Linked DNA regions of Homo sapiens: region 2 is linked to region 1. A link is an interaction called in ENCODE POLR2A ChIA-PET data of the cell type or tissue named here. Cell type or tissue: PC-9. All regions are shown on one strand. Links, peaks and the distances in the headings refer to the core of each region. The heading gives the core; the rest is flanking DNA.

Region 1 (15,155 bases), core at 6,645-14,644:
GTTAAAGCGATTCTCTCGCCTCAGCCTCCCGAGTAGCTGGGACTACAGGTGTGTGCCACTACGCCCGGCTAATTTTTTGTATTTTTTTAACAGAGATGGGGTTTCACCATGTTAGTCAGGATGGTCTCGATCTCCTGACCTCGTGATCCACCCACCTCCGCCTCCCAAAGTGCTGGGATTACAGGCGTGAGTCACCAAGCCCGGCCCATCTTATTACTTTCAATGTTCATTTCAATGCTGATGGAAGATCAATCTCAGGGTGAACATGTATGTAATGGACGCATCAAGGGGAATGGGGAAAAGGTATTTTTGACTGGCTGTATTTTACAAGTATACCTTCCTATCCAAATTATTAAATTATTCTTCAAATGAGACCATATGCCTTGACAAGATGCTGTTTTCTAGAACAATCTCTCTCTTTTTAAGTATACATTTTAATAAAAGATACATCCCTTAAGACACGCATTCAAGAAACATTAACTGAGATCCTACTATGTGCCAGATACAAAAATAAATGCCTTCAAGAGGCACATGTTATGGTAGAAAACCTCTGTAAAAACATCTGTTGGGGCGGGTGCGGTGGCTCACACCTGTAATCCCAGCACTTTGGGAGGCTAAGGCGGGAGGATCACCTGAAGTCAGGAGTTCAAGACCAGCCTGGCCTGGTAACATGGTGAAACCCCATTTCTCTAAAAATACAAAAGTTAGCCGGGCGTGGCGGCAAGCACCTGTAATCCCAGCTACTTGGGAGGCTGAGGCAGGAGAATCGCTTGAATCTGGAAGGCAGAGTTTGCAGTAGCTGAGATCGCGCCATTGCACTCCAGCCTGGGCAACACAGTGAGACCCCATCTCCAAAAAATAAATAAATAAATAAATAAATAATAAATCTGCCAGGACTGCATGCAAAGTGTTAGGATAAAAAGGGATACATGGTACAAGAGGAACCTGCTGGAATGTTGCTTAAAAAGCTGTTGTTGCTGTTTTCAGTACTATTTACTTCAGTGTATATATACGTATGTATATATTCATATACAAAGTTTAAACATGATTTTTTTTACTGGAAAATAACTTCATTAACACTGTGGCTCCCTTATTTTTCCTTTTAACACTTCTACTTTCACACACTGTGTTATATAATCTTCAAAATCACCCTGTGAGGTAGCCATTTCAAGCACTGTTTTAAGTGAGTTAATATATGTAAATCACCTGGGATAGTGAGTGCCTGGCAGTAAGTGCTTGAAAAGCGGTCTTGGTGGTGGTTTTTACACAGGAAGAAAAGTCCAAGTCCAAAGAGGGGGTGACCTGCACACCATCTCAGGCAGGTGGGGAGCGAGTAGCAGACAGAGATAGGAGCCTTACTCCTTCCTCTAAGCCCTGTGCTCTTTTCTCAAGCACCCTGCTCCACAAGTTGCCCCAACCACCACAGGGAGGTGCTTCCTCCTAGGAGTTTCTCGCTGGGGTTGCCCCACCTCCCAGCAGTTAGGCTCTACGATGCTGCAATCAACCAGAGTCCCGACCCATGCAAGAGCCCCACCCTTGCTGCAGCCAGGGACTCCAATCCTTGCCTAATGCTAAAACACAGACATCAGATTCTTGTCATCCCATGTTTGAAAGGCTGTCTCTCTTATCCCACTTATTATTTTTAAATGACTGCTCTATTAAAAACAGACTTTGAAGGCCAGGCGCGGTGGCTCACGCCTGTAATCCCAGCACTTTGGGAGGCCACGGTGGGCGGATCATGAGGTCAGGAGATTGAGATCATCCTGGCTAACACGGTGAAACTCCGTCTCTACTAAAAAAATACAGGGGGAGGAGGGAGGGATAGCATTGGGAGATATACCTAATGCTAGATGACGAGTTAGTGGGTACAGCGCACCAGCACTGCACATGTATACATATGTAACTAACCTGCACATTGTGCACATGTACCCTAAAACTCAAAGTATAATAATAATAAATAAATAAAAATACAAAAAAAAATTAGCTGGGCGTGGTGGCGGGCGCCTGTAGTCCCAGCTACTCGGGAAGCTGAGGCAGGAGAATGCCATGAACCCGGGAGGCGGAGCTTGCACTGAGCCGAGTTTGCGCCACTGCACTCCAGCCTGGGCGACAGAGCGAGACTCCGTCTCAAAAAAAAAAAAATAATAATAATAATGAAAATAAATAAAAGAAACAGACTTTGAGAACAACAATCAAGAAGAAAAACTGAGCAAATTAGTAGTAATAATTTTTAAAAAGTACAGGAATTAACATTTGCTGAGCTCTTACTATGTATCAGCAATTAAACACTTTACACAAATTTCGTTTAATCTCAATGACACTTTGAGGTAGATGCCATTATCATCTCCACTTTACAGGTAAGGAAAATGAGGCACTCAGAGGCTAAGTAACTTGTCTAATGTCACCCAGTCAGCAGGTGGTGGAGCTGGGATTTAAAGTCAAGCTCTTAGCTACCACATAATGCAGATGCTTTGGTTCTATCATCATACGGATATCACCAAAGACAGCCTGACACTGGACAGGTGCTCAGTAAGTGCTTCATTCACGAATGAGTAGAGTGAATGCCCCAAGCTCAGACAGAGAAGGATGTGTCATCCCAGGTCTTTCCTGTATCTCCCAGCTCTTCACCTGCTGCTGCCCTGGCATCATACTGTTCCCTCTTTCACTCTCTTTTAGCAGGAGACTACAAAATTGAGTGAGATGCAGAGTGAGACTCCAAGGAACTGATCCTGCATGACCCTGTTCTGCAAAAGGAGGCCCTCACATTTCACATTTCAGGTGACCCACTGCCAACAAAATCAGGCACAAGCCACTTCACCTGAACTGTCCTCCTCCTGGGGGCAGAGTCTACAAAGCAAGAGATCTCAACCTTTTTCAGCCCTTAAACCATTCAGGCAAAAATGAAAGACCCCAACATCCCACCATCTTACCCTTCCATCCATTACCATGCCCCCAAATCTCCCTAAAACTAAAGAGAAAAAGAATACTTGCAAAGCAGGTTATCAAATCACGCTACAAATACAAACATCCACTCAAATTTGCATACACTATGTACTCTGGGCTGGGAGCTGGAGGATCCTATGTGCCTTGTGTGGAACTCCGCACAGGGCAAAGACTGAAAAGTATTCGTTTTCTTCCCATCTCCCATGCTCACAGAGAAGAAAGAGAAACCTAACCAACTCCATAAACTGCGACAAGGGCAAGAACAGACAAGTGCCTCACAAAGAAAGGGCTGTCAGAGAGCAGAGAAAGGACTGATCCATCCTGGCAGGCAGTGAAAACCGAGCTTAACGGATGAAAAGGGTTTATAAATTAGAGAGAGGGAAGGGTATTCCAGGCAAAGGAAATAGTTTGAGCAAAACCACAGTATCAGGAAATGTCCTGCCAGCTGCTGAAGTAGAGACAGCACGGTGCAAAATGGAGAGATGGAGCTGCCTGTGAAAGGCCTGACTTAATGCTACCATGTATATTTGGCGGCAGAAACTGCTTTTATTTCAGAGGCAAGGAAAGGCACAGAATACATGGTGGGCATTTGCCACTTTTGTTCCATTTGTCCATCATCAGACCCGACCCTCCCATTAGCACCCTGATCTTCCTTTGGAGAATCCCCATTGGGCAGTCCTCATGTGAGGGAAGGTTTCCTGCCAGTCAGCTCTGATTAATGCATCCTCCCACCAGGAGTGCGACCCTTGAGGGAATGACCCAGGAAAGCAGAGACAATATACAGATCATGAAGGCGGAGGAGTACTAAGCAGGAGCCTCCTTGGTTCTGGCCCATTTTCCAAATTGGCTCTCCAGCTTTTCTAGTCACTCCAAGAACCACCCTTCTAACAAATCCTTTTCTGTTCAAGCTAGATAGAAGCGGTTTCTGCTGCTTATCACCAAGAATCCTGACTGATAAAGAACACACTGAAGCAAGGAGGCACCTGACCAAAACCCTGTTTGTGGAAGATAACGAACAGCACAGTTATCAAGAGTGTGGTCTACACAAAACCCAGACACTCGAGCACCAGCACTGGTCAAGCCCTTCAAAATGGCTGTTCACTCAGCCTGGAACACAGCTGCTCTCTCCTTCCACCCCTTTAAGACCTCAGCTTATCCCTGAGAAGGCTCCTCTGATCCTGCCCCCTCCACTAGTTAGGTGTTCCTGTTGGACAACATCCCAGACCTTCCACATTCAGATCTTTGGGGGTATACCCTGGGAGTTCATAGACACATTCAAGTTTGAGAACCTCTGTCCTATGCAGTACTCTGACACACATATTCCTAGAGCATGCCAAATTATTCCCAACTTTGTCTAAATCTATCTAAATAAACACCATGCCTGCTCCTTTACCTTCTAAAATCCTATTTACTCACCCTTCACAATTCAGCCCAAATGCCAAAGTCCTTGTGAAGATTTTTCTAATTCCCTTCCTCAGTCCTCCAAAGATTTAGAGTTGTTCCTCTGTTATAGCCTCTGTTGTATTTTCCCATGTATTATGACTGGATGTTTACATGTTAGCTCCCTGAAAGCAGAGGCCATTTCATTCAACTCTAACAGCTTCTAGCACTGTGCTATGAATACAGTGGATACTCATTCACGTTGAAATGCAGCAAGGATTTTTTAAAAACAACTTTTGACCAGAGAAGGGGCTCCTAGACAGACAGGCTTCCTGAATCAAGGCATCTCCCACCTCATTTTCATAGGACAGCGAAGAATATGGAATCCCACATCAGAAAATCCAAGTTCATTCCCCGTCATCAGCATAGGAAGCATTGGCAAATCATCTAATTTCTCTGTCTCAGTGCCTTCATCTATGTCCATGGAAAATGGGCATAAAAATCAAGCCATGGGCAGGCGCAGTGGCTCACACCTGTAATCGCAGCACTTTGGGAGGCCAAGGCAGGTGGATCACGAGGTAAGGAGTTCAAGACCAGCATGGCCAACATGTTGAAACCTCATCTTTACTAAAAATACAAAAATTAGCCTGGCATAGTGGCACACACCTGTAATCCCAGCTACTCGGGATTACAGGAGACAGGAGAATTGCTTGAACCCAGGAGGCAGAGGTCGCAGTGAGCAGAGATCGTGCCACTGCACCCTAGCCTGGGCGACAGAGCAGGACTCTTGTGGGGGTGGGGGGTGGGGGTGGAAATCAAGCCTCAATTTTATAGCACTTATTAGGAAGACAAATGTATCAGGAGGACTTGGGTAAAGTGTAAGGCCTCACAGGAATGTTAGCACTTGGGAAGAAGCATGATTTCCTTTCACAGCTGTGGGATGGAGGGGGCTTAAGCTGGGCAGACACCAGGTTAGCAAAGCAGTTCCATATCTGGTTCAGCAGCTCGAAATTTCATCACTGTTCCAAACTAGATCCTGAACCCAACAGACCTGTTCCACAGGGCCACGTGGAGGAGCAAGCTTGTAAGGGACATTTAGATACATATCCATTAGCAATTCTCAAGGCCTGAGATATGCAGAAATTTTCTAGTTTGCAAGCCCTTCGATAGTTTAGGATTCATTTCTAAACAAAGTTCCCCAGGGAGCCTTACCTTAAGGCACAGGCTCTGGGATTCTGCTACTCTAAAAAATTCCATCATGTCAACAAAGTTTAACCCTTAATTTTGTGGTCACTTGCACCACACTCTGTGACTGCTCCTCTGTGTCCCACTACCACACCTACAAAAGCCATTTCAAAAGGAAAAAATAAACATTTCCAAACATATTCTAAAAACAGGTCCCCTAGTCCTACATCAATGTGCAAACTGAAGTTCATTCAGTTCCTCATTCATTTTTAAATAGAGCCAAAAGAGGTTAGGTCCTGTCCTCTTCCTTTTTTGTACCTTAGCTACATCATAGGTGCTGCAAGAACTAAGTGAGCTAAGGTACCCAACCCCCACCTTACAGAGGAAATTAAGGCTCAGAAAGTACCCTAGGACCCAGGGGAAGTCACTTTAAGTGTCCAGCATAGAGCAGACATTTTTTCTTAATTTAAAAAATATATATACATATACGTGTGTGTGTGTGTGTGTGTGTGTGTGTGTGTATGTATTTTTTTTTTTTTGAGACAGGGTCTCGCTCTGTTGACGAGGCTGAAGTGCAGTGGTGTGATCTTGACTCACTGTATCTTCAGCCTCTTAGGCTCAAGTGATCCTCCCACCTCAGCCTCCCAAGTAGTTGGGACTACAGGCTGGTGCCACCAAGCCTGGCTAATTTTTGTATTTTTTTTTTTTTTACAGAAATGGGGTCTCACTATGTTGTCCAGGTATGTTGCCCAGGCTAGTCTCAAACTCCTGGGCTCAAGGGATCCTCTCATCTTGGCCTCCCAAAGTGCTAGGATTACAGGTATGAGCTACTGCGCCTGGACAGACACTTCTTGATAAACACATGTTGAATAAATAGCTTCAAAGCACACCACACCACCTGGTATTTGCAACTTAGAAGCCTGCTTACATCAGACAGGGCATGGGACAGAGGAAAAATACATGGGTTCTAAAGTTGCACATGTTGGATTTAGGCCACTGTTCCATCACTTACAAGCTACGTGATCTATGCCTCAGTTTCTTCACCTGCAGCATACCACAGAATTGAAGAAAAGATTGCATGCAAAAACGTATTATGAGACGAATGTAGGTTAAGGCATGGAACGGTGCCTGGCACCCAAGGCCATACACATTCTGTGAGAACAAGGAACTTGTTTATTTGCCAGCACTGAACCTGGAGCCCAGTACAAAACAGGCCTACATAAAGTTTTGAACTGCATAGTGGGTGCTGCCTACACAGTGATTTCAAAACCTGGTGAACGATCAAAAAGTAGAGGTGACTACGGAAACAGTCAATAACTAATAAAGAACAGGATGAGTCACGTTCACTTAGAGAACATCAATGCATCTCAATGTATCTATCTGGGATCAAGATGAAATGGTCTTGTATTCATTATCAAATAAAGTCATGTGTCACTTGACAACAGGATTCATTCTGAGAAATGTGTCATTAGGCAACTGCTTCATTGTGCAAACATCACAGAGTATACTTACACACACCTAGATGGTATGGCAATAGCTCCATTATAATCTTTTTTTTTTTTTTGAGACGGACGTCTCGCTCTGGTGTCCCAGCTAGAATACAGTGGTGCGATTTCAGCTCACTGCAACCTCCACCTCCTGGATTCAAGCGATTCTCCTGCCTCAGCCTCCCACGTAGCTGGGATTACAGGCTCATGCCACCACGCCCGGCTAATTTTTTGTATTTTTTAGTCGAGACAGGGTTTCACCATGTTAGCCAGGATGGTCTTGATCTCCTGACCCCATGATTCACCCGGCTCGGCCTCCCCAAGTGCTGGGATTATAGGCATGAGCCACTGTGACCAGCCCCTCTTATGTTTTACCTAACTGGATTCTTGCGACAACTATGTCGGAGACAGCACCACCCTGGCTTTGATCCAACAATCCCACTTCTGGTAACCGCTCCTGCCTCTAGACTTGCACATGTGTGAAAGGAAGAATTTACAAAGCTATTCGCAGCATTGTTTTTAATAGCAGAAGACTGAAAATACCTTCAGATGTCCATCAAAAAAGGACTGGATGAATAAATTACAGGGCATCATCAAATGGAAAACCATGCAGCAGTGAAAAAGTCTGGGATGATCTATAAGATACATTGGTAAGCAGAAAGGAAAAGGCAAGGCACAGAAGAACAGGGCTTATAGCATGCTAACTTTTTCAGTCAAAAAGGAAAGCAAAGCAAAAACTAAAATCAATATTTGTTATTAGCTTCTTTTGTAATAACAAATACATTTTGAAGCAGGTAAAAGAAACTAAAAATTTAATTACTTGTGAGGGAGCGGTGGGACTACGCAGATAGTGGGTAGGGCCGGGAGCAAGACTTTTCATAGTACCTTTTTATGTATTTTATTTTGATTCATATGAATGTACTATCTTTTAAAAAAATAAAAATATTTCCAAGTTGTAATTCCCAATCACCATAGTAATTTGCAGCACTGGAAATGTTTTTAAAATGAAAGGGCTACAGCTGATAGTGTGTTACCCAGCTGAACTTGAAGACTCCTCTTTGGAAGATACACGCCCATGAACAAACTCCCAAGTGACTTGTTCACAAGTATTCAGAACAGTGCTTATGTTAAGAAAAAACTGCAAATGATGAAAATGTTCAACAGGTACACAGGTGTGCAAGGGTTTGCCTATTCAGATGGATCACATTAGATTATATGGCTATTACACCTCAACTACTTCAACATACAGCAATCCCTATGTGAAAACACTGTGATATGTACGCAGATAAGCAATGTTCAGACGAGAATCCAGAAGGATACGGACAATTTGATATTTGCAAAGTTCTAATTGAATAAAACTGCTTGAGAATTTCCTTTTTTTAATTACAAATTTGAGGAGTGAAATGATCTAGTTGAGAAAGAAGCAAAAATATATATTTTTTAAAATGCCAAAATATGAACTGAATATGAGAGCTACATAAAAGCCTATTCAATGAGAGGCAAGCAGCATTCAAGAACATTAGGCCAAAGGCCTGGGTGTGAATGTGGGGAATGTTTGTCAAGGGCGAGGCCAAATAGACAGAGGAGGGAGGAGAAACCCAAAGGGACTCTAGTGCCGTGATCTGAGCAACCTCCAAAAACATATCCCAGGAAATGTAACTGGATGAGACCAGGAGACAAAAATGGGTGGAAAATAAATAAGCTGTGGACAACAGCAGCTCTTTCAACCCAAACGTTAGCAACCCTCATATATACTCCAGTGTCAAAACATACCTTATGTCTTTAAAAAGGTACAAAAGGGATGAAAAGCAGATCTGTGCTTCATCTCACTGAGCAGTTTTTCCAAAGCATCCCTCCCTGGAGAAATGTGAAGTCAGTTTCCACTCTTCTCCCACCTCCACCTCCTAGGGGTGTGCTGACCACAACCATCCCCAACACTCACTCCTAGCTCAGCCAGTTGGCCACTCCAACTTTCCCAATGGTGTGAACACCCAGACTGAACTTGAGGTGCTTTCCTTCCCTCATTAGACACACCTTTACAGAGTGCCTATTCAGTGCCAGGTACTGCATGCAGGATACTCTGCCAAAGATGAAACTGGGTGTCTGCAGAGAGAAGCAAGCAGAGGCCCAAATCAGTGCCATGGAAAGGCTCAGGTACTGGAAGTTCCTCTGCAGGCTCAGGTGACAAGGAGGCTGATGGCAGGGGGACTGCATGAATTCAGGTATCAGACACAGCTCTCCAGAGCCCCAACAAGTTGGGACAGTGACTGTCGGCCCAGTCACATCAAGGCACGTTGTCATGGAATTCAGAACATAAAGACAGGATCCCAAAAGCTTCCAGAGAAGAAAACAGGTCACACAAAGGATCAAGAATGGAAATGGCATCAGATTTCTCTACTAGAAGCAAGAAGATAATCAGACAATGCCTTCAAAATTCTGACATAAAACTCTGTCCAACCTAAAATTCTAAACTCAGCCAAACTACCAAAGTGGAATGAGGTTGGTAGAAAGATGTTTTTAGACAGGCAAGGCCTCGAAGAGTTACCTAAATGTACTCTTTCTCAGGAAGCCACTGGAGGATGTGCTCCACTAAAATAAGTGAGTAAAAATCAAGAACTGGGAAAGAAGAGCTTCAACATTGCCCCCAAGGGTGATGGTTAGGGGTTGTCCCAAGATAAGTGAAGGGAGAGCAGACCTAAACCATAGCCATCAGATGGGACAGGAAAGAAAGGAACTGACCACCACATTGCAAGTTTCTGTCACAAGATTTAGGGCAAATTAGTTACAGGAACATAGAAACTAAGCATGTGGGCCGGGCGCGGTGGCTCACGTCTGTAATCCCAGCACTTTGGGAGACCGAGTCGGGTGGATCACAAGGACAGGAGTTCAAGACCAGCCTGGCCAAGATGGTGAAACCCCGTCTCTACTAAAAATACAAAAAATTAGCTGGGTGTGGAGGTGGGTGCCTATAATCCCAGCTACTTGGGAGGCTGAGGCAGAGAACTGCCTGAACCCAGGAGGCAGAGGCTGCAGTGAGCTGAGACCGCGCCACTGCACTTCAGCCTGGGCGACAGAGTGAGACTCCGTCTCAAAAAAAAAAAAAAAAAAAAAGAAACTAAGCATGTGAATAAATGGGACTATTTATTATAAGCTCTTGGAAAACATAAACAACAAAAAATGTAGAAGATCTACCCAAGAGAAATGAACATATATGTCCACACAGCAACTTGTACACAAGTTTGTAGCAGCTTCATTCATAATGTAGCCAGAGTGGAAACGGCCCAAATGTCCACCAACTGAAGAGTAGATAAAACAGAATGCGGTGTGTCCATGCAATGGAACACTACACTGCAACATGATGAACCTAAGCAATATTATGCTACCTGTCTGATTCCATTTATGAGTTGTCCAGAACAGGCAAACTCATCAAGACAGAAAGTAGATCAGCTCATTGAAAAAATTATTCTACTTTCTCCAAAGAGAACTACTTGCTTCCACCTGCCCATCTCCCACTCACCCCTGCTTCCTTTCTGCCTTGGATTCCCTCATCTGACTGTTCTGGCAAGGTTTGGCCTCCTAATACCAAGTCCCACGACTCCTTGCATGGCCTTGTCATCCTTGTTGTTCTCTGTGGCATTGTCTCCACCATCTACAGACTACTCCTTGAAAAGCTAACACTTTCCTAACCTCTAATCTCCCAGTTCTCTCCTCTTGACTCAGCAGTGACTCTCTTCAATCTCCATCCCAGTTTTACCTTCTCCTAAGTATCTACATCTCATTTCCTAATGGATGACCCCCAGGCACCCCAATTTCAGCACAATTAAGATAAATTTTCATCATTTCCCCTAACCAGCTCTTTCTGCTGACTCCTAACTCCCCCAGTGCTCCAGGCTCAAAGTCTTAATGGGATCTTAGAATTCTCCCTCTGCTCTGCCTTCAGGGACAAGCCTTCAGTGAGGACATGTCCTGTCACATCCCCAACACTCACTCCTTGCTCACCCAGTTGGCCACTCCAACCTTCCCAATGGTGTGAACACTCAGACTGAACTTGAGGTGCTTTCCTTTCCTCATCAGACACACCTTTACAGAACACCTAGTCAGTGCCAGGTACTGCAGGGTACTCTGTCAAACTGGGTTTCTGCAGGGAGAAGCAAGCAGAGGCCCAAGTCAGTGCCATGGAAAGGTATTTGAATGAGGGCCACTTCCCATCCAAATTTGTCACCCTTCATCACCTCACACCTGGATGGCTACAGTTTCCTAATTGGCCTCCCTGCCTCCAATCTTCCTTGCCTATCACCACCGTTCAATTTTCTTTTCTTTCTCTTTTATTTTTTTGAGACAAGGTCTTGCTCTGTCACCTAGGCTGGAGTACAGTGGCACAATCTGGGTTCACTGCAACCTCCGCCTCCCAGGTTCAAGCGATTCTCCTGCCTCAGCTTCCCAGGTAGCTGGGGTTACAGGTGCCCACCATCATGCCCGGCTAATTTTTGCATCTTTAGTAGAAATGGGGTTTCACCATGTTGGCCAAGCTGGTCTCGAACTCCTGACCTCGGGTGATCCACCCTCCTCGGCCTACCAAAATGCTAGGATTACAGGCATGAGCCACTGAGCCCAGCCCACAATTCAATTTTCTTAAAAACCCATGATTAATATGTCACCCCCTACTTGAAAATCTTCAACAATTCCCTATCTTCCATAAAACACCTTGCATCTACAGTACAATTTAGCTCCACCTCACCTCTCAGACCTCATCTTCTACTGTTTCCTCACACACACTATATTCCAAGAAATCTCTAGTAAACTTTCATTTCCAAAGGCAGCTTGTTCTAACTCCTCCCACATACTTGTCAGGCTGCTCCTGCCACCCATCTATTTGGACCCAGCAAAAAGGTCACCTCCATGACTGTTTCTTTCCTGATCCCAGTGGAAGAGGATCCCACCTTGCTGCCCTTCCAGAAGACCTGGTGTGTAATGGCACATGAGGCCCTTTCTCAAAATAGAGATATATAACACAAAATGAAATGGTAGACTTACTCTATTATGGGAAACCTGGGGGCCTGGGACAACAGGACGTTCTGCAGTAGTACAAGACCCCAGAGATCAACTAGCACACATGCTTTATTGGGTGCCTATAGTACTTTTTTTTTAAATGAGCCAACATATAAAAATCTGGGTATTTCTTTCTTTCTTTCTTTTTTTTTTTTTTTTTGAGACAGAGTCTTGCTCTTGTTGCCCAGGCTGGAGTGCAATGGCGCGATCTCGGCTCACTGCAACCTCTGCCTCCCGGGTTCAAGCAATTCTCCTGCCTTAGCCTCCTGAGTAGCTGGGATTACAGGCATGTGCCACGACGCCCGGCTAATTTTGTATTTTTAGTAGAGACGGGGTTTCTCCATGTTGGTCAGGCTGGTCTCAAACTCCCAACCTCAGGTGATCCACCCGCCTCGGCCTCCCAAAGTGCTGGGATTATAGGTGTGAGCCACCGTGTCCAGCATTTTTTTTTTTTTTTTTTTTAGACAGAGTCTCATTCTGTTGCCTAGGCTGGAGTGCAGTGGCATGATCTCAGCTTACTGCAACCTCTGCCTCCCAGGTTCAAGTGATTCTCCTGTCTCTGCCTCCTGGGTTGCTGGGACTATAGGCGTGTACCACCATGCCCGGCTAATTTTTGTATTTTTAGTAGAGATGGGGTTTCACCATATTGGCTAGGCTGGTCTTGAACTCCTGACCTCAGGTGATCCGCCCACCTCGGCCTCCCAAAGTGCTGGGATTACAGGCATGAGCCACTGTGCCCGGCCAAAAATCTGGGTATTTCAAATAAAAATCCAGACTTCGGCATCTCTTGAAAAACAGACACTGATACCTCTCTTCCAAGAAGCCTCCCTGGACTTCCGAATCTAAGTAGGCTAGCCCAGTCACACTCTATAATATGGCCCAATTTTATTTTGCTCACAGTGCCCTGCCTAAACTGTTCATTTATTTTACTCAACTTGTATTTCCTCCATCAAGAATGTAAGCTTCGTGAGAGAGAAGACACATGATCTGTCGCGCTCAAGTTATCCTTTGTCCATCATGAATACTTAGAAGCCATTCAATGAGTAAATGAATGTGGCCTCCCTGAGCCCATATCCTTGAAGGGTACCAATGGACTGGAACACAGCAGACATTGTGGAATGAATGGATCCTTGCCTGCCTGCACCTCCTGGAGGCTCTCTAGGTTGCATCCACCCCTTATCCCCACCATACACATACAAAGGAAGTAAATGTACTCACCCTGCCTGCCTCTCCCCTTCCTCACCTGACCGGCTCCTAGAAGCATCCAGGCTGGCTATTTCCTTGATCTAATCCAACTCCAAACCATGTCCAAGACAATTAGTATCCTGCCCAGCCCAAGATCACTGGATCACTCAGGCATTCCACAAATATTTAATGGGCACTCTCACTGTGCCAGGCACTGTTCTAGGTTCAAAGAATTTAGTGGGAATGAAACGAAGGTCTCTGCCTCAAGGAGCTAACATTCAGTAATGGGAACACAGGGGTGAGAATCAAGGGATAATTTTATCTTCAGACCACTGACCTTCAGCATGCCCAACTCTTTTTGTCCTCCAAGGCCCAGGTCAAGAGCCACCTCTTTGGTGTGGTCTTCCTGCTAAGCCAGCCTTTACCAAGCTACCCTCACTGCTGACTTTTACTTGTTGTGCTGTGCAATTTTAAGCTGTTCCATACTGGCACTAGAGTTTCTCATCTCAAGCTCCATGAAGCCATAAAATTCTATGCTATCTTTCACGATTCCTTACAGCTCAGAAACCACAGCCAGCACTTGAATACTTGTTGATCAACTGAAGACATGGAACCACTTTTCCCAAACCTGGCCCCTAGGTCTCCTGTGACACAACAGCCACACCTCTTCCTTGTGCGGTATATAACTATTTTGAGAAAAAGCCTTATGCACTGTTATAAACCAGGTCTTCTGGAAGGACAGAGAAATGGAATCTTCTTCCACTGGGATCAAACCTAATGGACCTATGAAGCCACTGAACCACTGTGGTAGTTTCCAGAGGGTGGTAGTTTCCATTTTATTCAGAAATCTGTGGGGATAAAGACAGTATTAACCACTAGGTAATTTAAACTCATTACAAATTAAGACAGGGTCGGGTACAGTGGCTCATGCCAGTAATCCCAGCACTTTGGGAGGCCAAGACAGGAGGACTGCATGTGCCTGGAAGTTGAAGACTAGCCTGGGCAACACAGTGAGACTGGCTCTACCATATATATATAAATTAGCTAGGTGTGGTGGCACATGCCTTAGTCCTAACTACTCGGGAAGCTGAGCTGGGAGGATTGCTTAAGCCCAAGAGTTCAAGGCTGCAGTGAGCTATGATTGTGCCACTGCACTCCAGCCTGGGCAACAGCCAGACACTGTCTCTAAAAAAAATTAGGTGGCTCGGCCAGGCACGGTGGCTCGGCCAGGTACAGTGGCTCATGCCTGTAATCTCAGCACTTTAGGAGGCCAAGGTGGGCGGATCACCTGAGGTTGGGAGTTGGAGACCAGCCCGACCAACATGGAGAAACCCTGTCTCTACTAAAAATACAAAATTAGCCGGGCGTGGTGGCGCATGCCTGTAATCCCAGCTACTCGGGAGGCTGAGACAGGAGAATCGCCTGAACTCGGGAGGTGGAGGTTGCGGTGAGCCGAGATCGCGCCATTGCACTCCAGCCTGGGCAACAATAGCGAAACTCCATCTCAAAAAAAAAAAAAAAAAATTTAGGTGGCTCACACCTGTAATCCTAGCACTTTGGGAGGCCAAGGCAGGAGGATCATTTGAGCCTAAGAGTTTGTGCTATGATTGTGCCACTGCATTCCAGCCTGGGTGACAGAATGAGACCCTGTCTCAAAAAATAACTAAATAAATAAAAATTTAAATTTAAAAATCAGATAAACAAAATAAGACAAATAGGAATTGATCATGGAATAGGAATGCAAAATGCACATGAATTTCTTTCTGTGCCCTTGCAGGTAGGCAGCTATAGACATACAGTACTTTCTACTGGCTGTGTAATCTTCAGTAAATTAATGAACCACCCTGGGCCTCACTTTCAGGATCAGTGAGAGGGAGATGACAAGTATAACAGTTCTCTCTACCTGACAGGGTTGTTAGGAAGATT
Region 2 (15,155 bases), core at 3,370-11,369, 79 kb after region 1:
TTTTCAGCTCCTCTCTATTCTACCTCCCATATGACTTAGCTAAGGCACATTAAGCTAGGCTTCCTTCCTTGAATGGATAGATTGGGCATCTTCCCACTTCTGTACATTAAATCATACTCTGCTCTCAGCTTCAAAGTTCTCCCTTCACCTCCTCCATCTCCTCCACAAAGCCTCTCCTGATGCTATATAATGCTTTGCTGGTTCTTGACCAGTCCCCCAGCTCCAGGAGAGCACTCATTACTGTAGCTGCCTGACCCATAGGAGATCTTTTTGTCTCTCCTGACAAACTTGTGTTCTCTGAGGGCAAGGAACTTGTTTGATTCATTTCAGACCTGACAGGGCCCCACATGGTACCTAGCTCATGTCAAGTGGTCAATCCACATTGGTTGAGTAGCTGAAATGTTGAGAAGCAAATAAAAAATCATCGGCATAGAGTTGTGTTCAACAGCTTAGGAAATGCTGATCAAACTGCAATGAAGTTGCTGAAAAGGAAGAGTTTCCAGGCATAAGTAAGGCCTGACACTCTGAAATATCCATCCCCACAGAGACACCCACACTCTGGCTATTGGGGATCCTCAGACACATACCTTAACACACATCAGTGTGTATCTCCTCCACTGCTTCCACAAAGGCTCAAAGACCATGAGAATCAGAAAGGATCTCAGAGATAACTCTGCCCAAGGCCCAGAAAGGGAAGGAGATCTCGCCAGGAAGGCCCAGAACATTAGCAACAGAACGAGAATGTGGACCCAGGAGTCCTGCCTTTCTGCACAATGCATGTATACAAGGTTACCCTGCTTCTACATAAAGGGCATTCACAGGTAAATGGTACCAAGGAAGCCTTTTCATAAAGATACCACATAAAGAAGGTGACATCAGAGACAGAAGCCAAGGAAAGGCCTGGGAGCTAGCAGGCAAATTTTATGGGGAAGACGTCCACGAGCCTCCTGAAGGTGCCCCTTGCAGCACTACCTCATCTAGGCAGTCCCATTGCTCACCAAGGACCTCAGTGACCATGGAGGGTGCTCCTCTACCCACACCTCTTTAGCCCAACCAGCTGCCCAGAACAAAGAGCTTCCCTGCCTCCAGTAGCTTGATGGTCCCTGTTCTGCCTTCTAAACTCTTTCACCTCCCTTCTAACCTTTCTTTTCACTCTAATCAGAACAACTTCCTGATAAACTAGGGCAACGTGAATCTACACGAGTAATTCTCAAAAATAATACTGGAGACAGGAGCAGTGGCTCACACCTGTAATCCTAGCACTTTGGGAGGCTAAGGCAGGGGGATTGCCTGAGCCCAGGAGTTTGAGACCAGTCCGTCTCTACAGGAAATAAAAATAATTAGCCAGGCATATGCAGTGGTGCATGCCTGTGGTACCAGCTACTCAGGAAGCTGAGGTGGGAATATTGCTTGAGCTCAGGAGGTCAAGCCTGCAGGGAGTTGTGATCACACCACTGCACTCCAGTCTGGGTGACAGAGCAAGACCCTGTCTCGAAAAATAATAATAATATTGAGTAAAATGAATAATAAAAAGAAAGAAAACGTCCATACAGTAGAATTCCAACTAAAAAATATAGAAGGAATTGTAAGCCAGGCACGGTGGCTCACACCTGTAATCCCAGCACTTTGGAAGGCTGAGGCGGGTGGATCAGAAGGTCAGGAGTTCGAGACCAGCCTGGCCAACATGGTGAAACCCTGTCTCTACTAAGAACACAAAAATTAGCCAGGCATGGTGGCACGCACCTGTAATCCCAGCTACTTGGGGCACTGAGGCAGGATAATTGCTTGAACCCGAGGCAGAGGTTGCAGTGAGCAGAGATCGCGCCACTGCACTCCAGCTTGGGCGACAGAGCAAAACTCTGTCTCAAAAAACAAAAACCGTATGGCCGGCACGGTGGCTCATGCCTGTAATCCCAGCACTTTGGGAGGCCGAGGCGGGCAGATCAAGACCATCCTGGCTAATACGGTGAAACCCCGTCTCTACTAAGAAATACAAAAAATTAGTCAGGCATGGTGGCGGGTGCCTGTAATCCCAGCTACTCAGGAGGCTGAGGCAGGAGAATGGTATGAACCCGGGAGGCGGAGGTTGCAGTGAGCCGAGATCACGCCACTGCACTCTCTAGCCTGGCGACAGAGCAAGACTCCGTCTAAAAAAAAAAAAAAAAAAAAAAAAAGAACATTTTGGTATAGTGAAATTTGACTATTGATGACTAAGGATTACACAATATTATATACAATGTTAAATTTCTTGATTTTGATCACTGTACACTGATTATGTAACAGAGAAAGTCCTAATTCTTAGGAAATACAAATTGAAGTATTTATGAATAAAATGACTCTCTGAAAATTATTTTCAAGTGGTTCAGAAAAAAAGAATAAGGGGGTGGGGATGGGAAGAGAGAGAATGCAAATGAGATAAAAATAAAAATTGGTGAATCTGGCTAATCGGTGTCTTTGAACTGTTCTTGAAATTTTTTTGTAAGATGAAATAATATCAAAATAAAATTGAGTAGAAAAATCAAGTTGTGATTGTATGTTGCCCTTTATATATTTATACTAAATTTTATCTTATTTTTTGAGACAACGTCTTACTCTGTCACCCAGGCTGGAGTGCGGTGGCATGAACATGGCTCACTGCAGCCTCGACCTCTTGCGCTCAAGTAATCCTCCCACCTCAGCCTTCCCAGTAGCTGGGACCACAGGTGCGCACCACCATACCTGGCCAATTTTTAAAAATTTTCTGGCTGGGCACGGTGGCTCATGCCTGTAATCCCAGCACTTTGAAAGGCTGAGGTGGGTGGATCGCCTGAGGTCAGGAGTTAGAGACCAGCCTGACCAACATGTTGAAAACCCGTCTCTACTAAAAATACAATAATTAGCTGGGCGTGGTGGCACATGCCTATAATCCCACTGTAATCCCAGCTACTCGGGAGGCTGAGGCAGGAGAATTGCTTGAACCTGGGAAGCGGAGGTTACAGTGAGCCAAGATGGCGCCATTGCACTCCAGCCTGGGAAACAAGAGCAAGACTCTTGGTTGTTCAATTATTAGAACTTTTCATTTTGAAGCAAAGGCTTCTCAGGTCATGAACATTATTAGTATTCTGAAAAAAAAAATCAAGACTGAAGTTCAAGTAACTTTCTCTAGGTCACACAGTTAACTGATGCGGGAGTCGGACTCCAGCTCAGACTTGACTGACTCCTAAGGCTCATTCCTTAGTACCACCTCTGGTTGGTACAGGAGCAAAGAGCTCTAAGGTATTGGTATCTTCTTCTGGTAACAGTTTATTAAAGAAAGTGGATTGCTGGGACTCAGATCATTGTTAATTAGGCTATTGGATCACTTTCGTGGTGGTTGTGTGTGGACAAGTTTTCTCTCTCCAGCTTCCTTATAAACTCCTGGAATCAAGGACCACGTCTGATTCATCACTGAACCTCTCACCTATTTCATAGAATATTGCTTCTGTTCCTTAGTGTGGACCCTTCAGTCTAAAGCTAAAGGCACTCTTCCTCCATTGACTATTAATTTTGCCTCTTTTTGATTACTGTTGAGGCAAATGTGATGAGAGTAGACCTGGTTTAATTTGAGTGGAAACAGAAAGGCATAGTGGAAGTGAATGGGTTTTCAAGTAAGACACACCTGGGCACACAATGTCCTGTTGTCTCTCTCTTTGTGCTAGTAGCAGCCACTGGTGATCATTGCCTAGATCCACTAATTAATTAGGGATTACAAAACAATAATATTCTAGTTCTGTCATTATCTGTTTATTAACTTAAATACTTGTATAAAAGGAAACTTCCAGCCGGGCACGGTGGCTCACGCCTGTAATCCCAGCACTTTGGGAGGCCGAGGCGGGCAGATCACGAGGTCAGGAGATTGAGACCATCCTGGCTAACAGGATGAAACCCCGTCTCTACTAAAAATACAAAAAATTAGCCGGGTGTGGTGGCGGGCGCCAGTAGTCCCAGCTATTCAGGAGGCTGAGGCAGGAGAATGGCGTGAACCCAGGAGGTGGAGGTTGTGGTCAGCAGCGATCCTGCCACAGCGATCCTGCCACTGCACTCCAGCCTGGGTGACAGAGCGAGACTCCGTCTCAAAAAAAAAAAAAAAAAAAAAGGAAACTTCCCCTCATTAACTATTCAGTTACTCTGAAGGGTTAGATTAGATTACATAGGAAACATAGGTTAAGTGCTTGATTCTTTTCCTGTGGTTACCAGTTTTCAAAAACATGAGTTTGTTGCATAGCATCCTCCAAAGGTGACCAAAGAGTTGTTGTTTTTTTTTAATTTTTAATATTTTGTAGAGACAAGGTCTTACTATGTTGCCCAGGCTGGTCTTGAACTCCTGGCTGAGGCAGGAGAATCGCTTGAACCCAGAAGGTGGAGGTTGCAGTGAGCCGAAATCACACCATTGCACTCCCGAACTCAAGTGATCCGCCCACCTCAGCCTCCCAAAGTGCTGGGATTATAGACGTGAGCCACCGTGCCCAGCCTCAGTCCCGATTTTCTTATCTGTAGAATGCAAATAATCTCTTCCTCCCAGGAAGGCTGAGATAATTAGGTAAATTATACAGGCTCTGTATGAGTCTGCATCCTACTCCTCTCCACACTCCTAACACCTCCGCTTTGTCTCTCTCTACCACCCGCTTGTCTATACACTATCATCATCATGGTCTCCCAGGGAACACTAATGTAAAGAGGTACAGAAGGACAAGGAGCCCAGGCATTGTGGTCCATACCTCACGTAGTGTATTGTCTTTGTCCTGGCAGATTGCAAGCAGATAGATGGAGGCTTTGAAGACCACCAGTGGGGGGCGCTCGCCCTGGTCCTGCAGCGACAGGAGGAAGCTTTGCACAGCCTCAAATAACTCTGCCTCTGAGACAAACCTGTCAACCAAGAAAAGCCTGAGTGAGAAAGGCAGAGTTGGCAGGCCACTGGGCTCTTCTATTCTGCCTGGCCGCATCCTTCCTCAGCCCACTGTCCTGCCCCAATATGCCCACAGCCTAATGACATCTTAGACAAACAGTGTGCTATACATACTTACAAAGCACTGCCATATATATACATCACATTGTTCTGTGCCTTGTGCAAGGCTCAGTTAGGGGCCAAATACTCCTCATTCACACTTGGGAGGTGAGCTATCTGCCAGCTGGACCAGCAGTGTTAAAGAGAAGGGTGCTACTGCTGGGGTTCAGAAGGCCCTGCTCTGGCAGCTGCTCCACCCCTCTCTTCTTGTATTTATCATTAAACAGTGGTGTATTTAACAGATATAACACCAAAAGCATAAATGACAAAAGAAAAAAATGGATAAATTAGAGGTCATCAAAATTAAAAACATTTGTGCTTAAAAGATACCACTAAGAAAGTGAAAACGGCCAGGTGTGATGGCTCATGCCTAGAGTCCCAGCACTCTGGGAGGCTGTGGTGGGAGAACTGCTTGAGGCCAGGAGTTCGAGACCAGCCTAGGCAACATAGTCAGACCTCTTCTCTACAAAAAAAAAAAAAAAAATCAGTTAAATTAGCTGGTTGTGTAGACGCATGCCTATAGTCCCAGCTACATGGGAGGCTGAGATGGGAGGATCGCTGGAGCCCAGGAGGTTGAGGCTGCAGCGAGCCATGATTGTGCTACTGCAATTCAGCCTGGGTAAGAGAGCAAGATACAAAAGGAAAGGAGAGGAAGGGGGAAGGGGAAGGTAAGGAAAAAGGGAGGGTAGAGTAGGGGAGGGGAAGTAAGAGGAAGGGAGGTGAAGGGAGGGGAGGGAAAAGAGGAAAGGACAGGATAGGACAGGACAGGAATGGAAAGGAAAGGAAGAAAGAAAGAAAAGAAAGCGAAAAGACAGCAAACAGGAGGCCAGGTGCAGTGGCTCACGCCTGTAATGGTAGCATTTGAGGAGGCCAAGGTGAGAGGATTGAGAATATACCCAAAAAGAATTAAAAACACTACTCAAACAAATACATGTACACACATGTTTACAACAGCACTATTCACAATAGCCAAAAGGTGGATAGGCCCAAATGTCCACCAATAGGTGAATAAAAGCAAATTATGGTGTATACATACAAAGGTATATTAATCAGCCATAAAAGGAATGAAGTACTGATACACGGTACAAACATTATGCTCACTGGATGGACTTCTAAAATGATATGCTAAGTGGAAGAAGCCAGACACAAAAAGTCACACACTGTATGATTCCATCTATGTGAAATATTCAGAATAGGTAACTCCAAAGAGACAGAACAGATTGTTGATTGCCAGGAGCTGGGGAGGAGGAACGGAAGTGACAGCTTTGCAGTGATGGAAATGTTCTAGAACTAGATGAAGGTGGTGGTTGTGCATTTTAAAGGTACTATTAAATACCACTGAATTGTTCACTTTAAAATGGTCAAGCTTATGTTGTGTAAATTTTACCTTAATAATTTTTTTTTTCTTTTAAGACTGAGTCGGCCGGGCGCAGTGGCTCACGCCTGTAATCCCAGCACTTTGGGAGGCCGAGGCGGGCAGATCACGAGGTCAGGAGATCCAGACCATCCTGGCTAACACAGTGAAACTCCGTCTATACTAAAAATACAAAAAATTAGCCGGGCGTGGTAGCGGGCACCTGAATTTCCAGCTACTCAGGAGGCTGAGGCAGGAGAATGGCGTGAACCCGGGAGGCAGAGCTTGCAGTGAGCCGAGATTGGGCCACTGCACTCCAGCCTGGGCGACAGAGTGAGTCTCCGTCTCAAAAAAAAAAAAACAAAAAAAAAACACTGAGTCTCACTCTGTCGCCCAAGCTGGAGTGCAATGGCACAATATCAGCTCATTGCAACCTCTGCCTTCCAAGTTCAAGTGATTCTCCTGCCTCAGCCTCCCCAGTAGCTGGGATTACAGACGCTCGCCACCACACTCAGCTAATTTTGTATTTTTAGTAGAGACTGGGTTTCACCATGTTGGTCATGTTGGTCTTGAACTCCTGAACTCAGGTGATCCACCTACCTCAGCCTTCCAAAGTGCTGAGATTACAGGTGTAAGCCACCGCACCCGTGAGGGAAGAGACAGACCCTCTCATATTGTTTTATATTGTTTTCTACTCAGTACCTGTTTTAAGAAAAAAAACAAAGAAGTGAAATCAAAGCCAGGCAGCCCGGCGCCAGGCCCAAAACCAGGCCTGGGCCTGCCTGGCTTAAACCTAGCGGTTAAAAATCAACTCATGACTTAGAACCCGATGTTACACATATATTTCAGGCATTGTATGGAAGAACACTGTGAAACTCCCTGCTCTGTTCTGTTTCACTCTGACCGCCGGTGCATGCAGCCCCTGCCACGTACCCCTTGCTTGCTCAAATCAATCACGACCCTTTCATGTGAAATCTTTAGTGCTGTGAGCCCTTGAAAGGGACAGAAATTGTGCACTTGGAGAGCTCAGATTTTAAGGCAGTAGCTTGCCAATGCTCCCAGCTGAATAAAGCCCTTCCTTCTACAATTCGGTGTCTGAGAGGTTCTGTCTACGGCTCGTCCTACTACACCCAGCCAATAAATTATTATTATTAATTAATTATTTATTTTTTGAGACAGAGTATCACTCCGTCACCGAGGCTGGAGTGCAGTGGCACGATCTCAGCTCACTGCAACCTCCGCCTCCCGGGTTCAAGCAATTCTCCTGTCTAAGCCTCCCCAGTAGCTGGGACTACAGGCGCCTGCCACCACGCCCGGATGATTTTTGTATTTTCATTTTTATTTTTTTTATTCTTTTTTTTATTTTTTTTTGAGACAGAGTCTCTCTCTGTCGCCCAGGCTGGAGTGCAGTGGCGCGATCTCAGCTCACTGCAAGCTCTGCCTCCCAGGTTCACGCCATTCTCCTGCCTCAGCCTCCCGAGTAGCTGGGACTACAGGCACCCACCACCACGCCCGGCTAATTTTTTTGTATTTTTAGTAGAGACGGGGTTTCACCGTGTTAGCCATGATGGTCTCGATCTCCTGACCTCGTAATCCACCCATCTCGGCCTCCCAAAGAGCTGGGATTACAGGAGTGAGCCACTGCACCCGGCCTGATTTTTGTATTTTTAGTAGAGATGGGGTTTCACCTTGTTGGTCAGGCTGGTCTCAAACTCCTGACCTCAGGTGATCCACCCGCCTCGGCCTCCCAAAGTGCTGGGATTACAGATGTGAGCCACCGTACCCGGCCCAATAAATTATTTCTTACGGCTTAAGAAAGAACAGTCCTTTTATTTTTATATCCTTTTTGAGATGGAGTCTCACTCACTCTGACACCCAGGCTGGAGTGCAGTGGCATGAGCTTGGCTCACTCCAACCTCCACCTCCTGGGTTCAAGCAATTCTCCTGTCTCAGCCTCCCGAGTAGCTGGGACTACAGGCGCCTGCCACCATGCCCGGCTGATTTTTGTATTTTTATTTTTATTTATTTATTTATTTATTTATTTATTTTTTGAGACGGAGTCTCGCTCTGTCGCCCAGGCTGGAGTGCAGTGGCACGATCTCGGCTCACTGAGAGCTCTGCCTCCCGGGTTCACACCATTCTCCTGCCTCAGCCTCCCGAGTAGCTGGGACTACAGGCACCCACCACCATGCCCAGCTAATTTTTTTGTATTTTTAGTAGAGACGGGGTTTTACCTTGTTAGCCATGATGGTCTCGATCTCCTGACCTCGTGATCTGCCCATCTCGGCCTCCCAAAGAGCTGGGATTACAGGAGTAAGCCACCGCGCCCGGCCTGATTTTTGTATTTTTAGTAGAGACAGGGTTTCACCTTGTTGGTCAGGCTGGTCTCAAACTCCTGACCTCAGGTGATCCACCCGCCTCGGCCTCCCAAAGTGCTGGGATTACAGGTGTGAGCCACTGCACCCGGCCCAACAAATTATTTCTTACAGCTTAAGAAAGAACAGCCCTTTTATTTTTATTTTTATATCCTTTTTGAAATGGAGTCTCACTCACTCTGTCACCCAGGCTGGAGTGCAGTGGCACAATCTTGGCTCACTGCAACCTCTGTCTCCTGGGTTCAAGCAATTCTCCTGTCTCAGCCTCCAGAGTAGCTGGGATTACAGGTGTGCAACACCATGCCCGGCTAATTTTTGTATGTTTTGTGGAGACAGGGTTTCGCCATGTTGGCCAGGCTGGTCTCGAACTCCTGACCTCAACTGATCAGCCCACCTTGGCCTCCCAAAGCATTGGGATTACAGGCGTGAGCCACCATGCCCAGCCATGATTTTAAAAATGTAATAAATTGAACAGTAATGATTAAAACCAAAGTAACCTACTGAAGTTTTTTTCTGTGGACAAACAACACCCTCAAGGATAGCAAGGAATACTCACTGGCTTTCTAGGCCTCTGTCTCTCAGCACAGTGTCTACCCACCTGTTCTAACCCACTTCTAAGATATGAGCCTCTCAGGGACACAACCCATTTCTTACTTATCCCCGTGTCCCCAGTGCCCAGCATCAGGCTTGGAGAGATGCCCTTATTTATTGAACTGAACTGCTGATGAAGGTCCCAAGACCCACCACCAGCCACCCACCTCTGTGCACTGACCTGTCTTCATGGATGTAGGCCAAGTAGAAGAGGAGCAGGATGCAGTACTGTCTCTGGCGAGCAGCTCCCTCCATGTACTGGCGATCAGACAGGAAGGCAAGGCTTTCAGGGCTCCTGCTGCTTATCTGGGGCAGCCCATGCTGCAGGAGCTCAGACACTGCAGAGAGTTCTAGGGAGGGAATAAGTAGAGGAAAGCCACACAGAGAACATAGAAGAACAGGTAATCAGCACATTAGTACCTACTACATGCAGAGTACTGCACAGGGCAGCAAGGGTAAATGCAGTATAGTGGGAAATAAGGAAATCAGAGGCTCCTCTTCCTTTGAGCAAGGTTCAACCTACCGGGAAAGACTAAACTTCACAAGCAGAAGGACATGGATATGTCTCAAAAATTAACGTTCATTCCTTTTTTGTTTTGTTTTTCTTTTGACAGAGTCTCGCTCTGTTGCCCATGCTGGAGTGCAATGGCATGATCTCGGCTCACTGCAACCTCCCCGTTCTGGGTTCAAGCAATTCTCCTGCCTCAGCCTCCCAAGTAGCTGTGATTACAGGCACCCACCACCACGCCCAGCTAATTTTTTGTATTTTTAGTAGAGGCAGGGTTTTGCCATGTTGGCCAGGCTGGTCTCAAACTCCTGACCTCAGGTGATTCACCCACCTTGGCCTCCCAAAAACATTCATTCTTTCATTCATTTGACATATGTTCATTGAGTGGCTACTACTCAGGACAGGCTGTGAGACCCAGGCCCTACCTCCAGGAACTGGCAGCTGATGGGAAGAGACACATAATGAGACAGGCAATTGCAGGACATGTGATCAGCGCTATATTGAGGAGGGAGTGACTCAGGCTGCCTGGCATGGGGAAGGAAAGGTCAAAGAGGAAGAAACTGTGGGCCAGGCTGTAATCCCAGCACTTTGGGAGGCTGAGGAGGGTATATCACCTGAGGTCAGGAGTTCAAGACCAGCTTGGCCAACATAGTGAAACCCCGTCCCTACAAAAATACAAAAATTAGCCGGCTATGATGGCGGGCGCCTGTAATCCCAGCTACTTGGGAGGCTGAGGTGGGAGAATCGCTTGAACCTGGGAGGCAGAGGTTGCAGTGAGCTGAGATGGCACCATTGCACTCCAGCCTGAATGACAAGCGCGAAACTCCATCTCAGAAAAAAGAAAGCAAGCTTTGGGAGGCCGAGGCTGGCGGATCACGAGGTCACGAGATCAAGACCATCCTGGCTAACACGGTGAAAACCCGTCTCTACTAAAAATACAAAAAAATAGCCAGGCGAGGTGGCGGGCCCCTGTAGTCCCAGCTACTTGGGAGGCTGAGGCAGGAGAATGGCGTGAACCCAGAAGGCGGAGCCTGCAGTGAGCCGAGATCATGTCACTGCACTCCAGCATGGGCGACAGAGCGAGACTCCGTCTCAAAAAAAGAAAGAAAGAAAGAAACAAACTGTGGAGGGTGAGGAGAAAAGAGGCAGCGACAGGAGAAAAGAGAAAAGGAAGCAAGGTGTTCAGAGGCCTGAAGGCATGAGAAGACATGCCATGTTTCCATTCAGTGTCACTGGATAGTCAGTGAATAGATGTGGGGTGTCAGAAGCTGGGGAACTATGTGATGTAATCTGCAGTTGGACTGTGAAAGACCTTTAAGCAAATGCCACTTAAGGAATTGGGACTTCATCCTGAGGGCAGAGACTTCTAGATTTCTTACGAAAACGGTTTCATAAAAGAAAGAATATTTTAATACCAAAAGAACAGGAAAGAAGGATAGGCGTGGTGGCTCAAGCCGGTAATGCCAGCACTTTGGGAAACCAAGGCAGGTGGATCACCTGAGGTCAGGAGTTCGAGACCAGCCTGGCCAACATGGCAAAACCCTGTCTCTATTAAAAATACAAAAATTAGACAAGCGTGGTGGCAAGTGCCTGTAGTCCTAGCTACTCAGGAAGCTGACGCAGGAGAATTGCTTGAACCCGGGAGGTGGAGGTTGCAATGAGCCGAGATCACGCCACTGCACTCCAGCCTGGGCAACAGAACAAGACGCTGTCCCAAAACAAAAAAAAAGGAAAGAAAAAGACTGACTTCAGAGTTTAAAATTTGAATAAAGGCCAGGTGCGGTGGCTCACACCTGTAATCCTAGCACTTTGGAGTCCAAGGCAGGTAGATTGTTTGAGGCCAGGAGTTCAAGACCAGCCTGGCCAACATGGCAAAACCCCATCTCTACTAAAAATACAAAAAAATCACCTGGGCATGGTGACATATGCTTGTAGTCCCAGCTATTCGTGAGGCTGAGACACAAGAATCACTTGAATCTGGGAGGTGGAGGTTGCAGTGAGCTGACATCACTCAACTCCAGCCTGGGCAACAGACTGAGACTCTGCCTCAAAAAACAAAACAAACAAAAAAACCTAAATAAAGTCAACTTTATCCTTATGTTCCACATTTCACCATGGACCAGAGAAAACTTCATCACTATTTGACACTACTCCACAGACTGATGTGTGGAGACCACAGCTGAAAGCCAGGGGAGTTAAGATGTTAAGACTTTGTTTTCAGATAATCCTTCCAGCAGTGAGTGGATGAGAGATTGAAAGACAGGACCTCAGTTGAAGGTCAACCGAAAGAATCCATCCTGCCAGGGCCAAGTCCTGGGCAAGCAGAGGGTGAGGATAGCGCATGTCCCACAGCAATTTGGTAGCAGAGCCAGGTCAGCTCTCCTAATTCCAAGTTCAGTGCTTGTCCACCAAAGCATGCTCTCATCAATATAATAATAATGAAACAAATATCCTTCAGCCACACACATCCACCTGCCTTTCTCCTGATATATAAAAGAAAGCAGTCTGAATGTTATGAGAGATGTGCTGCATTTCCTGGCACAATGAGATTTAAGAAGCCCCAGTGTTTAAGGCAGGAGATGTGTGGGGCTCCCCTTGGTTTGACAAGCAAGGGAACTGCCAGAAGCAGTGGAGCAGGCACTTATGAGCATGAGAGGTGATGGTGATGTGACTGCCAATAGTCTTAGGCTACATGGCAGAAATCATGCTATTCTCTCTGCAGGCCAGATCATGCCTTAACAGGGAGATTGCAGAAAGGAGTAGCCAGCATAGTGAGAGAACCAGTAGCCAAGCTATGTTGGAAGCAATAAAAATGCTCACCTGGGCTTTGCTCCCTCTCAGCATGATGTCTGGGAAAGATAAAAGAGAGCAGCAGGTGTAGAGAGTGGGGGAGAGGACACAGAATCTTCACAAATATAATAAGGGGGAAAAGAGCCAGAACTAGGTCTTACCCACAGAGGTATATTTGTTGAATGAATGATGAAACAATTATTAAACTGTTTTCTATTATATCAGGAGACAGGTCTAAGATAGAGGAACCCCTCAGGGCAAATAACATACTGTTATAATCGCTCTATCCACAGCAGTACCTAGGCCTCCCCTGGCAGGTAGCAGAAGCTCAATGAATGTTCAACAAGAGGAAAAACTTCCAGCTCTCAGCCCTGCAGCTGCTGTTCCTCCTGCCTAGATTCTGCATGGCTTTCCTTTACTTGACTCAGACCTCTGCTCACATACCACTTCCACATGGAGGCCTTCCCTGACCACCCTATCTAACATGTCTCTCTCCTCCTTCTATCACTCTCTATCCTTTTGCCCAGTTTTATTTTCTTCATAGTGCCTATGGATCTCTGACATAGTATGCATTTGCTTATTGCCTGCCTGTTTCAATTTATGACAGCAGGGCTTTGTATCCCTGGCTCTTTCACCAGCACCTGGAATGGAGTCTGACACACAACAGGTGCTCAAGAAACACCTCTTGGCTGGGCACGGTAGCTCACATCTGTAATCTCAGCACTTTGGGAGGCCGAGGCAGATTACCTGAGGTCAGGAGTTTGAAACCAGCATGGCCAACATGGTGAAGGCCCGTCTCTACTAAAAATGCAAAAATTAGCCAGGCGTGGTGGCAGGAGCCTGTAATCCCAGCTACTTGGGAGGCTGAGGCAGGAGACTCACTTGAACCTGGAAGGCAGAGGTTGCAGTGAGCTGAGATCATGCCACTGCACTCCAGCCTGGGCAACAGAGCGAGACTGTCTTAAAATAAAAGAAAAACAAAAAGAAAAAGAAAAAGAAAAAAGAAACACTACTTGAATGAATGAAGAAATAGAACACACTATTAATGCTATAGTGAACACTGGACTCCTGAGGCCTATGGTATGGGGATGTTGCAGAGGAGACTGTCAGGAAGAAGGAACTGGACTTGATGAACATTAGGATCCTTCTCAACTCTAAGGTGCCAGGAGCCTTGGGTTCCATCATTTTCCAGTTCTATTACTTCATATCCCTAGGAATCAACCTATAATTGCATCACTCCGATTCCTCTGGGCAGCCTCAGGCAAAGAAATCTCGTGGCTGTACTAACTCACTATCTAGTCAATCAGCAAGGCACCCAGACTCTAAAGACCAGCACAGGCCACATGAGTGGTCAAATTGTAGCATCTTACCTTCTTTGGAAGGTGGTCCTGTCTTCTCTGGAGCTGAGAGAAGGTTGAGGCACATATAGTAGAGGAAATTGGAACACACCTGGTTTAGGGCTGAGTGACTTAGAGGGAGAAGAAGAAAGAATAGAAGAGATGACATTGCTACTTTGGCTGGGAGAGCATTATCCCTGCCATATGCCTGGGCACCACTGCTTTGTGCCAGAGGCTAGTGAAATTCTAGCCATGGCCGTGGCAGAGGAGGTCTTAAGGTGGCTATGAAAAGTAAATATGGGGCTGGGCACAGTGGCTTATGCCTGTAATTCTAGCACTTTGGGAGGCTGAGGCTGGTGGATCACCTGAGGTCAGGAGTTCTAGACCAGCCTGACCAACATGGTGAAACCCTGTCTCTACTAAAAATACAAAATTAGCCTGGCGTGGTGGCACACACCTGTAATCCTAGCTACTCAGGAAGCTGAGGCAGGAGAATCACTTGAACTCAGAAGGCGGAGGAAACCCGGCCAGTTTCCTCATTTAAATAAGAGGTTAAACAAATGATCTCTGAAAGCGTTTTTTGGGGCTTTTTGTGTTTTTTTAGAAACAAGGTCTCACTCTGTCGTCCAGGCTAGAGTGGGATGCGATCATAGCTCACTGCTGCTTTGACCTCATAAGCTCAAGGATCCTCTCGCCTCAGCCTCCTGAGTATCTGGGACTAAAGGTGTGTTACCACCAGGTCTGGCTAATTAAAAAAAAAACAACACAAAACTTTTGTGGCCAGCCACGGTGGCTCACGCCTGTAATCCCAGCACTCTGGGAGGCCAAGGCGGGCGGATCACCTCAAGTCAGGAGTTTGAGACCAGTCTGGCCATCTCTACTAAAAACACAAAAATTAGCCAGGAATGGTGGCAAGCACCTGTAATCCCAGCTATTCAGGTGCTGAGGCAGGAGAATTGCTTGAACCCAGGAGGCGGTTGTTGCAGTGAGCCAAGATTGTACCACTGCACTCCAGCCTGGGTGACAGAGCAAGACTCCATCTCAAAAAAAAAAAAAAAATTGTAGAGACCAGGGTCTTGCTATGCTGCCCAAGTTGATCTTGAACTGCTGGCTTCAAGCAATCCTCCCATCTTGGCCTCCCAAAGTGCTGGGATTACAGCCATGAGCCACTGCACCA

Evidence for each region. ChIA-PET counts read pairs that join two places held together with the same protein. Peaks named below come from ENCODE experiments on the same cell type or tissue, not always from the same donor. Only the 100,000 strongest peaks of a DNase experiment are listed, where the experiment ranks them.
Region 2: POLR2A ChIA-PET joins it to region 1 with 12 read pairs; 5 of 35 experiments call an interaction of 5 or more read pairs at or near these places.

Annotation. Positions count from the first base shown.
Region 1 is chr22:41,834,908-41,850,062 of GRCh38, reverse strand. All of the region lies in intron 1 of SREBF2 (sterol regulatory element binding transcription factor 2), which reads right to left. Among named protein-coding and RNA genes, the nearest start is that of SREBF2-AS1, 7.8 kb to the right of the region's middle. RefSeq lists enhancers at 2,799-3,599, 14,041-14,540, 14,541-15,042. In PC-9, for the core only: no CTCF peak of the experiment used is centred there; DNase peaks (open chromatin) are centred at 6,982 and 8,552; H3K4me3 peaks cover 1,559 bases; H3K27ac peaks cover 4,644 bases.
Region 2 is chr22:41,752,903-41,768,057 of GRCh38, reverse strand. It overlaps MEI1 (meiotic double-stranded break formation protein 1), which reads right to left. Exons shown (of 31, transcript NM_152513.4): 17 at 14,012-14,109; 18 at 9,525-9,693; 19 at 4,737-4,884. Among named protein-coding and RNA genes, the nearest start is that of CCDC134, 40 kb to the left of the region's middle. In PC-9, for the core only: CTCF peaks have their summits at 4,584 and 4,787 (motif pointing right); no DNase peak of the experiment used is centred there.